2 separate regions of the Homo sapiens genome follow, and region 2 is linked to region 1. A link is an interaction called in ENCODE POLR2A ChIA-PET data of the cell type or tissue named here. Cell type or tissue: GM12878. All regions are shown on one strand.

The links. Peaks named below come from ENCODE experiments on the same cell type or tissue, not always from the same donor. Only the 100,000 strongest peaks of a DNase experiment are listed, where the experiment ranks them.
Region 2: POLR2A ChIA-PET joins it to region 1 with 7 read pairs; 3 of 35 experiments call an interaction of 5 or more read pairs at or near these places.

What each region holds. Positions count from the first base shown.
Region 1 is chr15:64,120,599-64,128,598 of GRCh38, forward strand. SNX1 (sorting nexin 1) reads left to right here. Exons shown (of 15, transcript NM_003099.5): 5 at 2,905-2,948; 6 at 5,481-5,622; 7 at 6,576-6,654; 8 at 7,133-7,208. Among named protein-coding and RNA genes, the nearest start is that of SNX22, 27 kb to the right of the region's middle. In GM12878, no CTCF peak of the experiment used is centred here; no DNase peak of the experiment used is centred here.
Region 2 is chr15:63,623,022-63,631,021 of GRCh38, forward strand. HERC1 (HECT and RLD domain containing E3 ubiquitin protein ligase family member 1) reads right to left here. Exons shown (of 78, transcript NM_003922.4): 69 at 7,445-7,614; 70 at 5,656-5,794; 71 at 2,964-3,133; 72 at 1,137-1,306; 73 at 704-869. Among named protein-coding and RNA genes, the nearest start is that of USP3-AS1, 26 kb to the left of the region's middle. In GM12878, no CTCF peak of the experiment used is centred here; DNase peaks (open chromatin) are centred at 4,070 and 6,600; H3K27ac peaks cover 1,319 bases.

The sequences.
Region 1 (8,000 bases):
CCCAGGAGTTCAGGACCAGCCTGCCCAACATGGCAAGACCATGACTCTACAAAAAGTAAAAAATTAGCCCTGTCTCTACAAAAAAATAAAAAATTACAGAGGCATGGCGGTACATGCCTGTAGTCCCACGTACTTGGGAGGCCGAGGTGGGAGGATCATTTGAGCCTGGAAGGTCAAGGCTGCAGTGAGCTGAGGTAATACTACTGCACTCCACGTTGGGTAACAGAGTGAGATCCTGTCTCAAAAAGAAAAAAAATTTTTTTTTAATTTGAACTGTTGAGTTTTACTTTTCCCAGACTGTTGGACTGGTAGGATGTTTTTGAGCGTCTTACACAGTTCTGTCATCTAACAGAAAAGGAAATTGAGGACCAAAAAGGAAGTAGCTTTCCTGGTAGGGCACAGTGTGGCCCATGATAGATCCTGGACCAGGACTTTGGATTATATGTCTAGATTCTCTCTTGCTTCTCTAATATTTATGGATAGTCTATAAACACATTAATTTTAAGCTAGTTATTCACCGCTTTAAATCCTTGGTGGAATAAGATGAATGAATGGCACTTATTCTCTTAAAATGTAATAAGTCATGATGTCTGAACCAGGAGAGGGAACATACTGGTTTCCTAAGGCTGCTGTAGCAAAGTACCACAAACTGGTTAAAACAACAGAAATTTCTCACAGTTTTGGAGGCCAGAAATCTCAAATCCTGGTGTCGGCAGGCCATTCTCCCTGTGAAGGTGCTAGGGAAGGACTGTTCATGCCTCTCTCCCAGCTTCTGGCAGTCTCAGGCCTTCCTCGGCTTGTCGATGCATCACTTCAGTCTCTGCCTTTGCTGTCATGTGGCATCCTTCCTAAGCGTCTCCACATTGCCTTCCCTCTATGCATGTCTATCTCTGTGTGCACATTCCCTCTTTAACAAATAAGGACACCAACCTGAGTGGAGTAGGGCCCACCCTAATGTCTTCATTTTAACTCAGTTACATCGGTAAAGACCCTGTAAGATCACATTCTGAGGAACTGGGAGTTAGAACGTAAAATGTACCTATTTTGAAGGGGACACAATTTATCCCATTACAGAGAGTAATTTAAACAGCCCATGGATCAGATGCATTTAAACACAAATCACTCTTGGTGATAAGTTTTCACCTCCTTGCCCTGTAGTCTAGATTCTTAGTCATGTTGATGCCAAGAAACCAGCTAATTAAAATATTTTCATATTCAAGGCCTGATCTTTATAACAACGCATTCTGTTTGTGTGGGCTGTTTATTCAACATGTGCTTCTTGTTCCTGCACACGTCTAAATAATTTAGAATTCAACTTTTACCAGGATATGCTTTTTAGAGCCTTGGTAATTTGCATATGTTATCTTCAACTCTGAAATTATTCTGGAAATTTACGTAAATTTAAAACCTTGTATTACTAGCTTATTTGCAGATCTGTGTGCTCTCTATGTACATGCAGTATGTCTCTTTTCATGTACATTGCCTAAGTAAAAGCAGCTGAGAAACAAAATATCTGAAGATCCTGCTTTTCTGTTTTCTCTGTGTTTGCATTTAGACTTTCTTAACTGCAGGCACTAAATTATGGGATTGACTTCTTGGACATTTGACCATAACTATTCTGCTGTGAATGAAATTTTGAATATTACTTCTATAAAATAAACTTAGATTTCTTTTTTTTTTTTCTTTTATCAGTAGTAAACATCCTTAGTAGTATTGGGTAATGTTAATAAGGTGGTTTAGAAGAGAACTAAAGTTGGTAATCAGTATAAAATAATTTCTAAAGTTTAGCTTATGGTTTCTGTTTTATATACACCCTTTTGGTAGGGGCTGGGGAAGTATAGCAGACAAGCCCTGTATTCCTGTGTAATCTTCAAATTCTTGGTAAATTTTTCAAAAAGCAGGCATTTCCAGCCATCTTACTGAAACCAAGTTGTAATGTGGGAAGCTGCTGATCCAGTACTGCCTGCTCTTCCTTCCCTTGGCCCCTCACCCCTCACCCCAGAACCAGTTCAGGGGCTTAAGCAGCTGGTAACTGTTGACCTAGGTTTTCCGGTTTGATGTGGGAAGGAATCAAGGGTGGGGGAGGCAGGGAACAAAACCAACCCCAAACACCATAGTCCAGCACTGGAGCTGTGTCTGTTTGGATTCCAGAATATGTCTTTTCAGTGCTCAGGATATCAATGGCATCTTTATCTCCTTAAGTGGTCTAGGTCAGGACATCACCACAGAGAAAAACAATAGCTTGAATCCCAAATTATTTAACAGTCAAAGACTTCTTCATAAAAATAATTGCTCCAGGAAAGGGAGATTTGTGTGACATTAGGCAGCCAAAGTGTCTTCCTGCCAGACCCTTTGCTCTTGGTGAACATGCTAGATCAGAGAGGTCAGTGTCCCCCCCGGCACCAATGGAGGGGGTTGTGACGATATTTCTGAAAGAGCAAATCGAGCCCAGAGCTAGCCTAGGGTAGAACTACTTGTTTCCTTTTATATCAGTTGCTTCCTTCTCCTCCTGCTTTATACAGCAAGAGAATTGTTTGGTTTTGGACAGATGTGTGTAACCAGCCCAAATATTGGCATGGTAACAACTGATGGATTGTCAGTATCCAGTGCTGCTTTGTGGAGGGTATAAATGGAGCCTGGCCTGGCTTTGGAACAGAGGGCTGACTCTCTTGTGTAACTCAAACTGGGGCTCAGCCAGCATCCATGGGGGCTTGCTATGTGCCACAGAGGCCCTGAGGCAAAGTAGGAACTGGATTCTAAGATTGCATATAAAGCTTGGAGATGAAACAAGCATCCCTTCTTATCCAGGGTTCCTATGGCTTTTATGATTCCTGGTCAAATGTTAGCTGGATTGGCACTGCTTTGGTTTACAAGATAATCTTCTGCTTTCTTGTTCTCTCACAGGGGATGGTATGAATGCATATGTAGCCTACAAAGTTACAACACAGGTGAGTCCAGGTGACCCTGCTGATGACCATCTTCATAGACTTTGGTGCTTATACCAAGGTCATCATTCAGATTATTTCTGGGTATCTCCTTTGTTTCTTTGCCAACATCTTCATGTTTACTCAAGATAGAGCAAGCCTGCATCCCCTTGGTAATCTCATCTGGGTACTCCAGACTGAGTCTTTTTAATACTCTTCCAGAAAGCTAACATTTCAGTGTGATTCTATTAACTCGTGGTATATCTGATACAGCCCCATCCCTCTTAGAGAACCATGTGGTTTGGAGCTAGATTCACAGATTGCCCTAAACCATCTTTTAAAATCTTCAATGCTTCTGAGGTTTCAGAGAGCTTTTTTAAATACTTAACCTTTTGCCCCTCTAGTCTGCTCTTCTTTTGTATATAATATTAATGCATACAAAATGTATACAATGTTGTATACAAGTTAGGAAGCATAATAAATGAAGCCCTAAACTTACCACTAGTCTTAAAGTTGAGTATCATTGGATCCACCTGCGTGTTTTTCCATCATATCCCCTGCCTCATACCTTAGAGGTGTCCTTTCTCCTGAGTTGTCTCTCATTTCCTTTATAAGAAATCTTTACATATATATATATATATATATATATATATATATGACTGTTTTGCTTTGTTTTGAGTTTCATAAAAATAGTATCATGGGGGCCGGTCACGGTGGCTCACGCCTGTAATTCCAGCACTTTGGGAGGCTGAGACGGGCAGATCACAAGGTCAGGAGATCGAGACCATCCTGGCTAACACAGGGAAACCCTGTCTCTACTAAAAATACAAAAAAATTAGCTGGGCATGGTGGCAGGCACCTGTAGCCCCAGCTGCTGGGGAGGCTGAGGCAGGAGAATGGCGTGAACCCGGGAGGCGGAGCTTGCAGTGAGCCGAGATCGCGCCACTGCACTCCAGCCTGGGCGACAGAGGGAGACTCTGTCTCAAAAAAAAAAAAAAAAAAATAGTATCATGCTGATAATTGTGCTTGCTTTATTTAGCATTGTTTCTCTCACCCATCCTTGATGGTCATGGCTGTAGTTAGTTCATATACCACAAAATATTTATGTTTTCCTGTTGTGAACATTTTCTGCTGTCAACATGTTTCTGGTTTTTGTAACTGGGAACTTTCTTGCACATCTCTAGTACACACGTAGAAGGATTTCTCTAGAGTATGTAACCAGGAGTAATTCCCGTGGGTCATAGGTACTGCAAATATTGGACACAAGGAATACAAACTGTTTTTTAAAGTCTTTGTACCAATTTGTACCCCATCAGCAGTGTATAAAAGTTCCCATTGATTCACTTCCTTGCCAGCAATTGGTGAGGCCAACCTCCTTAAATTTTGCCTATCTGGTGAGTTTAAAGTGAACTCTCATTGTGATGTAGCCCTAACTTTTTTGGTAGAAATCTGCTTTGTATTGTCTCTCTACTACTTGTTGGCCTGCGTCCTGTGAGCTCTAGATTATGATACTTTAGAGGTTACTGTCTACAGCTTAGACATTTCATCCAATTCCCACCCTGCTCATCACCTGCTTCCCCTTCTTAGAAGCACTTTTTGTCTGTCTTTAGTTTGGCTGCTGTAATTCCAGCAGCTAATACCCTTAAATAAGTCAATGAGGCTTGGCGCAGTGGCTCACGCCTGTAATCCCAGCACTTTGGGAGGCTGAGGCAGGTGGATCACCTGAGGTCAGGAGTTCGAGAGCAGCCCGGCCAACATGGTGAAACCCCATCTCTACTAAAAAACTATAAAAATTAGCTGGGCCTGGTGGCAGGAGCCTGTAATCCCAGCCACTCAGGAGGCTGAGACAAGAGAATTGCTTGAACCTGGGAGGTGGAGGTTGCAGTGAGCCAAGATTGCACCACTGCACTCCAGCCTGGGTGACAGAGTGAGACTCCATCTCAAAAAAAAAAAAAAAAAAAAGCAGTGAAGAATGAGCTGGGCATGGTAGCGTGTGCCTGTATTCCTAGCTACTTGGGAGGCTGAGGTGGGAGGATCGCTTAAGCCCAGGAGTTTGAGGCTGCAGTAAGCTGTGATCGCACCAATGCACTCCAGCCTGGGCAACAAAGTGAGATCCTGTCTCCAAAAAAAAATAGTCAATAAAAGATGAATGGGTTACTGGTTACTATAGAATTCTAGCTTTAAACTAGAACTGAACATTTCTTTCTTTAGAACAAGAGTTCTTAACCTGGGAATGAAACTGTATTTGAATTTTTTTTTCTCAAGGGTCACCATGGCTTCAGATGTATTTGAATTTAATTGATTGCCTTTATAATCCTATATATTTTTTGCATTTAAAATCATTATTCTGAGAAGAGCTCCTTAGGCTCCCAGACTGCCAAAGGGGAACTATAGTTTTAAAAAGTTTAAGACTCTCTGCCTTGGAGAAAGTTATTTGCCAGGTGACTGAAGGGCAGGGATCTGGGAAATGGGTTTCTTTAATGTCAATAGGATGACTTTCAAGATACCATCCCCTATTTGGAATGAAATTGCCTTGTGTTTTTTCCTGTCCCCAAGACAAGCTTACCATTGTTCAGAAGCAAACAGTTTGCAGTAAAAAGAAGATTTAGTGACTTTCTGGGTCTTTATGAGAAGCTTTCCGAGAAGCACTCTCAGAATGGCTTCATTGTCCCTCCGCCCCCGGAGAAGAGCCTCATAGGTAAGCCTGTGGTCTTTCATTCCACTTGGATTGTTTTCCTTTGCATTCTCTCCAAAATTCACTCACTGTTCAGTATATGAGACTACTTCTATTAACAGTCTTGTGGTTAGAAAAGAGACATTTCCAGTGTTTTCCTACACTGGAGGTCTAGAGAAAAATAGCATATTTTGGCATGTTCTCCTTGGGTGCAGTAGGAGCTCTGGGTTTAGCCTCCAGAGATGTTCGTTTGTTTTCTGTTGGTCTTCAGGAGTCTTACATGATTGCGGTTGCCTCCAGATTGAAATAGACTACATTGGATTAGGGGTCAGAGGAAGAAACCTCTTCATTTTGTTTGTTTGTTTGGTTGGTTTTTTGGTTTTTGTTTGTTTGTTTGTTTTTGAGGTGGAGTCTCGCTCTGTCACCAGGTTGGAGTGCAGTGGCGCGATCTCAGCTCACTGAAACCTCCACCTTCCGGGTTCAAGAGATTCTCCTGCCTCAGCCTCCCGCTTAGCTGGGACTACAGGTGCCCGCCACCATGCCCAGCTAATTTTTGTATTTTTAGTAGAAACAGGGTTTTACCACGTTGGCCAGGATGGTCTTGATCTCTTGACCTCGTGGTCCGCCCGCCTTGGCCTCCCAAAGTGCTGGGATTACAGGTGTGTGCCACTGCGCCCGGCCAGGAGCCTCTTCATTAACATCAGTTGATGTTTGTACTCAGGGTTCCATGGCCGCCTTTTTAAGAAAATGTTTACTCTGCAAGTCCTAGAGTTTAGAACCTTCAGCACTTAGAGACTAGTTTTCAAAAGTGGCTCTCATGTAAAGAACCTTTTGTTCATCCCTGCATATAACATAGAAGTGGCCTTAGGCTGTGTGCTAGCCTCACTGCCTTTCCTCCTGTTGACACTTAAAAAAAAAAAAGATTTATCCTCTTCATGATGATTTATGGTTATTTTGCTTTTTAAATTCCATTCTAGGGATGACAAAAGTGAAAGTTGGGAAGGAAGATTCTTCTTCTGCAGAATTTCTTGAAAAACGGAGGGCCGCTTTAGAAAGGTAAGTGCCATGCAGCCATTTTCCTGAATAATGTGAGGACAAATGAAAAGCTGAAAAGTGAGTCTAAATGACGAGACAGTCCATTGAGTTAGAGATGAAACGTGAATAAATTGAAGTTGCACACCTCCATATTATCTCTTAACTTTTCCTGAGTCGCTTATTTTCCCACCTTGAGAATAGACCATCTTCTGTTTTTTCCCCATCCTGAGTGAGCAGGCAGTCATATTCTTAGACAATCAATCAAATATGAATGGCTCTGAGGTTTCTTTCTGACCAGTTATTTTTCCCTCCCTTTTTGGAAATGTCAGGAATGTGAACTTGAATATGCTTACAAGGAGAGACCTACTTAAGTACCTTATCTTAGGGTACTTTAAGTACAAAAAGTACAGAAGACATGGTATCACTGCCAGCACTGTGTGACGCCCAGAACCTTCTGAGGCCAGCTCAACTAACCAGATGATAACTGCTTACCTTTTAGGTACCTTCAGAGGATTGTAAATCATCCTACCATGTTACAGGACCCTGACGTCAGAGAGTTCTTGGAAAAAGAAGAGGTTAGTATTCAGTGCAAACTGAATTTCATAATTTATATCTGCCCCTAGTGAAACGAAACTAGTTCATTCCAAAAATATGTGAGCACTTAACATGCCTAGTACTAGACTGTATCCTAGTTTTGTGTGAACCCCTGAGAGTGACAAGTATTTTTCAGCCTTTGAAATAAAAGAAGCTCTGCCCGAAGTCAAAAGCAGTTGGTTGTAAGGGTCAAATAGCAGCCTAGTATTGTCTTACTGGATCAACACAGTGATCTATTTGGCAGGTCCTTGGCATGTTGTAGGTTACTTCTTGGCTCAGATTGAATGTATATTTTATGCCAGGCGGGTCACTGGTTAACAGTTACCACAAACCACAGAACTACCATGTAGGAAAAGTGTTGATTGAAGTAGACAGTCTCTTTCACAGGCTATGCGTAGGCTAGTCATGATTGTCAAAAACTGAAAACAGCCCAATTGCTAACAGTGGAAGAATTAAGTAAAATATATCAATATAACCAAATACTTGATTCTCATCATAAACAAAGTATACAGAAATGTTAGTACATGGACATGTATGTTAAAAGAATTACAAAATTTGAAACATGAAATAGCATATAAATACAGCTGTAGAAACATGTAAGTCATTAAGGATCAAAAGAAACACTGGAGTGAAATGTTTTATCTCACAGGAAAGCAAACTAGAAGGAAGTAAGTGACTGGGTAGGGCTATCATTTTGCTTTAATTTTTATTTTTAAATTTTTCTTTCATTTGTATGTAGTATGTGTTACTCCAGTGAAGAAAATGATACTAAA
Region 2 (8,000 bases), 500 kb before region 1:
TCATACTTTATTTTTGTGGTTTCAATTTAAAATGAAATTAGGAAATCCCCCATATGGAAAGCATTCATGTATGAAGAACCAAAAGGAATGAGAAAGTCAATCCAGGGCAGGAGTAGTGGTGGCTGTGAAAAGAGTGTAGTGATGTTCAAATCGAATCAGTAATGATAGCCAACCATTATTTTAGTCACAGGGTTTACTGGAAAAATCCTGATACTAGGTAATGCTGGAAAGGACAGAGCTGATCTGGAAGCAAAGCTGCCAATGCAGATATTAAAATTAGAACTGGTCTAATTTTAAGACCAGTTCGTAACTTTATTTTTCTAACTCCCCTGGAATCTGGCAGTTCTACTTTGTTCTAAAAGCACCAGAATAAATCAGAGCACATGGGTGCTCCTGGATTTGTCTGTTACATAAATGTACATATATGCCATTGTTATTCTGCCAATATTATAACACAACAGATGGTGAGTCATTGGTAGATGCCTAAGAACTGATATTTATGTAGTAAGGTATCTTGACAAAGCGTTTCAAAAGCTGTTGCTCTAATTTACCTACGTATCACTAACAGCATCACTTTATATGAGGCTCACAAATGCATCCTTGCTACATTTATAAAAACATGCCTGGCAGAGTGATCACTGGAAACAGCAAAATGGCCACTAGCAGACTAGATAACTCAGCAGGGGACACTGCAGGAATATACCTGGCACATCTCTGTGATGGTGTCATCAAACACTCCTCCAGCATCATCAGCCCCTTCTCCAACCAGCTTAACCTTCCACGCTCGGGAAGGCAGGCGGAGGTCTGAAGCATTCAGCTTAACTACTTGTCTCGCTATTTGGACAAAAATAGGCTTACACTTCCGTCCTCTTTAAAAGAAAGGGAGAAAGCAATGAAATACAACTCTTACCAATTTCCCCAAAATCACATGATATCTTCCCATCAGTGAATGAAAAAGCTAGTTTAACAGGCAAGCACTGTGCTAGGCCCACTGTAACCACACCAGGTACTAATGTAAGTACTATTACTATCTACCCTGCCTTAGAAGTGAGGAAACCAAGACTCACAGAAATTAGTAATAACATCCATCTGAAAAAATCACAGCTCATTAGTCAAACACACATACATATGCTAACCTGGTTGATATCCTCTTTACAGTTATCTGAGGTCCATAGTTTTTGCCTTGAACCATGGTTTTTCCTATGGAGCGCACCATTGGCAGAGTGTAGACTCTTGGGGCTAACAAAGGCCGAAGTTGTCCCTGTACAATGCCCCAAGTTCCAGCATTATAATGGGATGTGCTGTTCTGTAACAGAAGGTACGGTTATCAGAAATGGTACAATCTAGGCTTAAAAGAAATAACAATTTTCACTTATAGAACATACATTATTTTGGCTGGGCGCAGTGGCTCATGCCTGTAGTCCCAGCACTTTGGGAGGCTGTGGTGGGCGGATCGCTTGAGCCCAGGAGTTCAAGACTAGCCTGGGTAACATGGCAAAACCCATCTCTACAAAAACACAAAAATTAGCTGGGCATGGTGGCATGTGCCTGTACTCCCAGTTACTCAGGAGGCTGAGGTGGGTGGATCACCTGAGTCCAAGGAGGTTGAGGCTGCAGTGAGCTGAGATAATGCTACTGCACTCCAGCCTGGGCACAGAGTGAGACCCTGTCTCAATATTATTTGAAAAATTGAAAAAAGAACATACATTATTTTAAAAATGCACTTTAAGAGCATAAACTCAGGATTAGGAACTATTAGTAACCTTTAAATTTTTCTTCTGATAAAATATATAATTACCATTTTTAAAAACCTTAGAAAATACAGAGAAGGATACACACATGTATGCACAAATTAAGTAATTCCAAATCCTACCATATAGAGATGCCCCATTAATAATTTCATCTATTTCCTTCCAGTTCTCTTCTGTGTATGCACACATAACATTTTTCACAGTTAATATCATTCTGAGCTGCCTTTCTCAGTTAACTTTACATTATAAACATTTCTTCCACTAATTACAGTTTGCTAACACTCTGTTTAGTGCTGCACAGGACTCTGCTGCCTATCTATTTCTAGCAGTGATTTGTCAAATCTCACGCATGCACACACACACACGCACGCACACACAATAGCTAGCCACTTTGTTACTGGACTAGTCCATAAAGATAGACAAATCAGCAAAATTTACTTTATTTCCCCGACCTCCCTTTCCCCAAGACCCAGAATGCTAATTTGTAAGAAGAGAAAAAAGTATCTGAAATTTCTCAGATTAATTTATGTAACAACCCTGACTGTGGTTCCAACAGCTTTGTGTGCTTACATTTTAAAATCATATTTTAGACTTTGTAGAAATGGCTGGTAGAAGTGGCTGGCAGACTTTGTAGAAGTGGCTGGGAGCGGTGGCTCACACCTGTATTCTCAGCACTTTGGGAGGTGGAGGTGGGGGGGATCATTTGAGGTCAGGAGTTCGAGACCAGCCTGACTAACATGGTGAAACCCCATCTTTACTAAAAATACAAAAATTAGCCAGGCATGGTGGCCCAGGCCTGTAATCTCAGCTACTCAGGAGGCTGAGGCAGGAGAATTGCTTGAACCCAAGAGGCAGAGGTTGCAGTGAGCTGAGATTGCGCCACTGCACTCCAGCCTGGGCGACAGAGTGAGACTCCATCTCAAAAAAAAAAAAAAAAAGAAAGAAATGGTATGTGTAGTATGCGTAGCCATTCATACTTGATTTCTGGATAAACCAAAACACAGAAGGAAGACCACTCTGTCCAGCAGCATCATGTCCAACCTCTAGACTGTCCCTAACACAGCAATAAAATGGGAATAGAAGTGTTATCTTATTAGCCATGAAAGAATTTTCCAAAGGCAGAGGGAAAGGCCCTGGGGCCTGGCGAGCATGTCACGGGCACTGCTTACCAAGCCAGTCTGTGCCTGGCTGCTTACCACGCCAGTCTGTTACCTGGTTGTTGGGGCTAAGGTTCAGCAGTCTCCAGGATGAGTACATGAGGTCAGAGAAGTGGTAGAGCAGCCGGAGCCTGGCCCGCACCGTGTGAATGCTGACTTCTCTCAGCGCCCCATACTGGGGGGGCACTGTGTCAGGCAGGCCCAGCTGCAGAGGTACTGACACACCTGTCCAGAAAGCAAATGGGCACTTATGAAGGAAACAGCATTGCTTTCACTTTTCACATTTTGAAAAATTTCAAGCATACAGAGAAGTTGAGATAATTACACAATGGACACCCATTCAAACCTCTATCCATCGATTCATCTTAGTTTGGTGTGTGCATTTGTGTTGGTTTTTAAAATGTCTTTATCAGGGGGCGGAGAAAAAAATAAAATAAAATAAAATGTCTTCATTATTATGGAAATGAAACCTGGTATTTTCTCTTTTTGTTTCCCATTTTATTTAACAATAGAACTTAGGCAGTTCTTTCACAAAAATAAAGCCAAATTTTTCCTTTCATATTTAATAATTGTCATCTTCATAATACCACAAATGTGGGCAAGGACTAAGTAGGCAGTTCTGGAAAATGGAAATGGGAAACTTAGCAGAGCCAACTCCATATTCACTAGGGATCTGATAGCAAGTATTCATGACAGAAACATATAGGTGCATGATTCATGAGGCTTTTACTACAAGAATAAGAGTTCTGTAAGAAGCAAAGACTACAAGGCCTGCAGCCACAGCTACCCTCCTATAAAAACACATAAAAGAATAAAAACAAGATACAAACTCACTTCAGTTTCCTGTAAATAAAGACTGGTACAGTGCAATTCCTAGATTTATTATTATTGTTCGTAGTAAAAACTAACATTTACTGAGTACCTTCTATGTGCCTGGCACTATTCTAAGAGCTTTACATGAATGGGGCCACTTACTTCTACAGCTCTTTGCAGTAGGTGCTATTATTATCCTCATTTTACAGACAAAACACTGAGTCTCAAGGTCACTCAGATCATATGTGGAGGAGCTGGGATTCAGCCCCAGCAATGTGGCCCCAGAGCTTGAACCTTTACCTGTCACACTGGATAGCTTCTGCCCTAAAGTGGAAGTGAAATCCCTCTGAAGCCACTGAGTACCTGAAATTGTCAGTGCGTAGGCAGCTCTGCTCATTCTAGATTCTGTTAATAGAAACCATTTCCTGCTTGTTTGGCATCTACCTGGAATTCCCACTTTTCTCTCTTAGATATCTAAGAAACAAAATCCCTATGGGGAATCTTAGGACCCCCCCTAAGAAATAGAGGGGTTAACAAAACTGGAAGAGAATGCTGAGCTCTTAGGCACAATGTTGCTTCAGGGAAATTCTAGTGCCTTAGACACCAGAAGATGGTAGAAAGACAAGGCTTGAGGGCCTTGTCCAATAGGCTGGACACAGTGGCTCACACCTGTAATCCCAGCACTTTGGGACGCTGAGGCTTGAACTCCAGACTTGAGGTCAGGAGTTCAAGACCAGCCTGGCCAATATGGCGAAACACCATCTCTACTAAAAATATTAAAATGAGTTGGGCGTGGTGGCACATGCCTGTAATCCCAGCTACGTGGGAGGCTGAGGCAGGAGAATCGCTTGAACCCGGGAGGCAGAGGTTGCAGTAAGCCGAGATTGCGCCATTACACTCCAGCCTGGGCAACAAAGTGAGACTCTGTCTCGAAAAAAAAAAAAAAAAGGAAACTGCCCAAATATGAAGAAATGTGTAAGAATGACAAATGTCACAACATTAAGGTAACAGCTACATCTGGAAGGAATGGAAGATAGATCAAATCAGAAAGGGCCCACAGTTGGGTGTTGAGCACACAAGTATGTATTATGGTTTTCTTTAAATCTTTGTGTAGCTATACAAAAATTTCATAATAAATTAAAAATAAAACAAACAACAAAAAGCTTGAAGTAGCCCACCAGTCTTGCTAAACACAGGAATAAAATGGCAGCAAGTTGACTGCTGTGCCAATGCACAGACATCATGTTTCAAATGGTTAACTAAGGTGAGGAATTTGACAAATGGTCTCAGGGCTTTTAATCTTTATTTCTAACAGTGGGCCTTAGAAAGCTATAATTTGTCATTTCTTTTATATATTAAAAATACCGGCCAGGCGCTGTGGCTCATGCCTGTAATCCTAACACTTTGGGAGGCTGAGGCGGGCGGATCACTGGAGGTCAGGAATTTGAGACCAGCCTGGCCAACATGGCGAAACCCCGTTTCTACTAAAAACAGAAAAAATTAGCCAGGAATGGTAGTGCATGCCTGTAGTCCCAGCTACTTGGGAGGCTGAGGCAGCAGTCATTTGAACCTGGGAGGCGGAGGCTGCAGTGAGCTGAGATCACACCACTGCACTCCAGCCTAGGTGACAGAGCAAGACTCCATCTCAAAAAAAAACTTAGTTGCTGCTAAAATTATAAATTTTTGCTTGCATAAGTAATATGTATTCTGCTTTTGGGAGTGCAGAGAGGACGTGGTTCATACTGATGTCAGCAGAACAAATGCCTGCTATGAAAATACTTCCAGTGCTAGTAGCACAAAGAATGCTTTGTGTGGCAGAAGGCTTGATGGTTTCACAACGATGCTGGATACAGTTGGGAACTGGCAAGCAGACAGTGCCATGGGGTACTGCTAAAAAAGAAACGCTGCAGGAGCATGAATATTTCATTCCTCACCTGGTGCTCTTGGTGGGACAGGTGGTGCTGTCCATGCAGCACTGTGGCAGCGGCCAGCCGAGATCTGCCGAACATTTTTCCCTTGCAGACCTGTTACCAGGGTTGGTTCTCGAACATGGTTGGTATGGCCTAAGCCGAGCTGGGAATAAATCACAAATATACAGACATTCAATTAGAAAGAGGAAGAGAGGAAGTCAATATGAAATTTTTCTTAGATGGTGGCAGACATAAATAAGTTAATAACTGTACCATGCATCAGCATCAATAAAACACATTCTTTTTTTTTTTTTTTGAGATGGAGTCTTGCTCTGTTGTCCAGGCTGGAGTGCAGTGGCACAATCTCAGCTCACTGCAAGCTCTGCCTCCCTGGTTCAAGCAATTTTCTGCCTCAGCCTCCCAAGTGGCTGAGATTACAGGTGCCCGCCACCACACCTGGCTAATTTTTGTATTTTTAGTAGAGATGGGGTTTCACCATCTTGGCCAGGCTGATCTTGAACTCCTGAGCTCAGGCAATCCACCCACCTTGGCCTCCCAAAGTGCTGGGATTACAGGTGTGAGCCACCACGCCCAGCCCCCAATAATAAAATACATTCTGATTTTCTTTATCATAACAGTCCTCACAGCTCCGACTGCTAAAAACTAAGCTGCAACAAGGCCATTCCAAATCTAGCAGATGAGTCTTAATGACTAAACACATCCTTGGATTCCACTTACGGAAAGGAAATGAATTCTTGGAAAGTTAAGTAATAACAGAATGATCTATGGAGCTTTTACTTAAAACACACTGATTTCTGTGTAACAATAAATAAACATATACAAAAACATATATGGAAGCAAATTCTAATCTCCAAACCTCTATACTTAGGGTCTGACTGGGACAGCCAGTGTTTCAGCAGCTAAGCAAATCAACATCATTAGGAAGGATCACGTCACGGCACTGCCAGGAAACTCCCAAAGGTGCCTTCAACATTAACTCTCCTCTCAGTAAGAGTGCAACCACAATGACGAGCAGCTTCCTTGTCTGTTAATGCAGTGATGAGGAGACCACAGGAGTCAAACTGAGGCTAATATGAATAATGCTAGACCTTGAACTTAAGGGTCCCTGGCACTAGGGGAAGCCAGACCAAGAGAGGATTTTTGGAGGAAGGGGAAGTGGCTCTGCATGTGGAGCTAAAAGTCACCGTCATAGCATCTCAGACATCTCACACCAAGGTCTCTCCCTCCTTCATAAATAGAGGAGGGTGAATACATCAACCTCTTGAGTCTCTTATCAGTATCTCAGAGGCTCAGTTTAATCCTATAAATAATGGGAGTGACAAGACTTCCTGCAAAAACCTAAAGATACTTTGTATGCCATCATATTATAAAATATAAAAATATTATTGTTTCATTCTTTTTCCCATATCAACTGATGTTCCCAGGACCTAATCTCACATCTTGCTGTAGTAATGATGATAATGTTGACAGTAGCAAATCCTTACATACTGCAGCTTACTACATGCCAGGCACTTAACAGTGTATGAGGACACACACATAAATACTCAGCCAATCCCCTTAATCACTTTGCTGTACTACCAGAATTGTTTTAAACCATGGTATAATACTTCTTTGGCCGCAGTCGAGAGAGAAAGACATAACTAGACTTACAAAATAATCAGTCCCATAGCAAAGTGATGTGCTTGGAGTATTGCAGTAGATTATGAATTTCCTAGCTTATCTCTTTCCCCAACTGAGGAACACTGTGAGATTTCTAGAATATGAGAAAGCAGCAAGCAATATAAATATTTACCTGCCCTTCTGAATTGCTCCCCCAGGCATACACATCTCCATTTGATGCCAAAGCAAGTGTGTGTTCAGCTCCAACTGCCACATCTTCTATGATTACTCCAGCCAGGACAGGGATTTGTTGCGGTCGATTGTGATTGCGAGCACGCCCCTCTGGCAAGCCTATCAGGCGATCTGAAAAAAACAAAACAAAAACATGTGGAAATGTTATGCACCACACAACACAGTGCTTTTATATTTTCTGATCAGTCATTTAGCTTATTATGGTGGAATGGCAATGACACATATAACTCAACTGAGGCTAAAGCTGCTATTCTGGAAAGGTACACCACGTTCTGAATAAATAAAAAGTGTGAAGCTGTTTCTCTGCAAAACATCACAGGCTCTTTATTCATAAAAATTTTTTAAAAAGTTGTATCTAAACTCGGTAACTTGTTTCAAAATAAGAGGCTTCTCCAATATCCACATCTTTGAAAGGATAGGGTCTGACTGACACAGTTCAGGCCCTCAAGTTTCTTATGTTCTTTTTTGAGACAGGGTCTCGCTCTGTCGCCCAGACT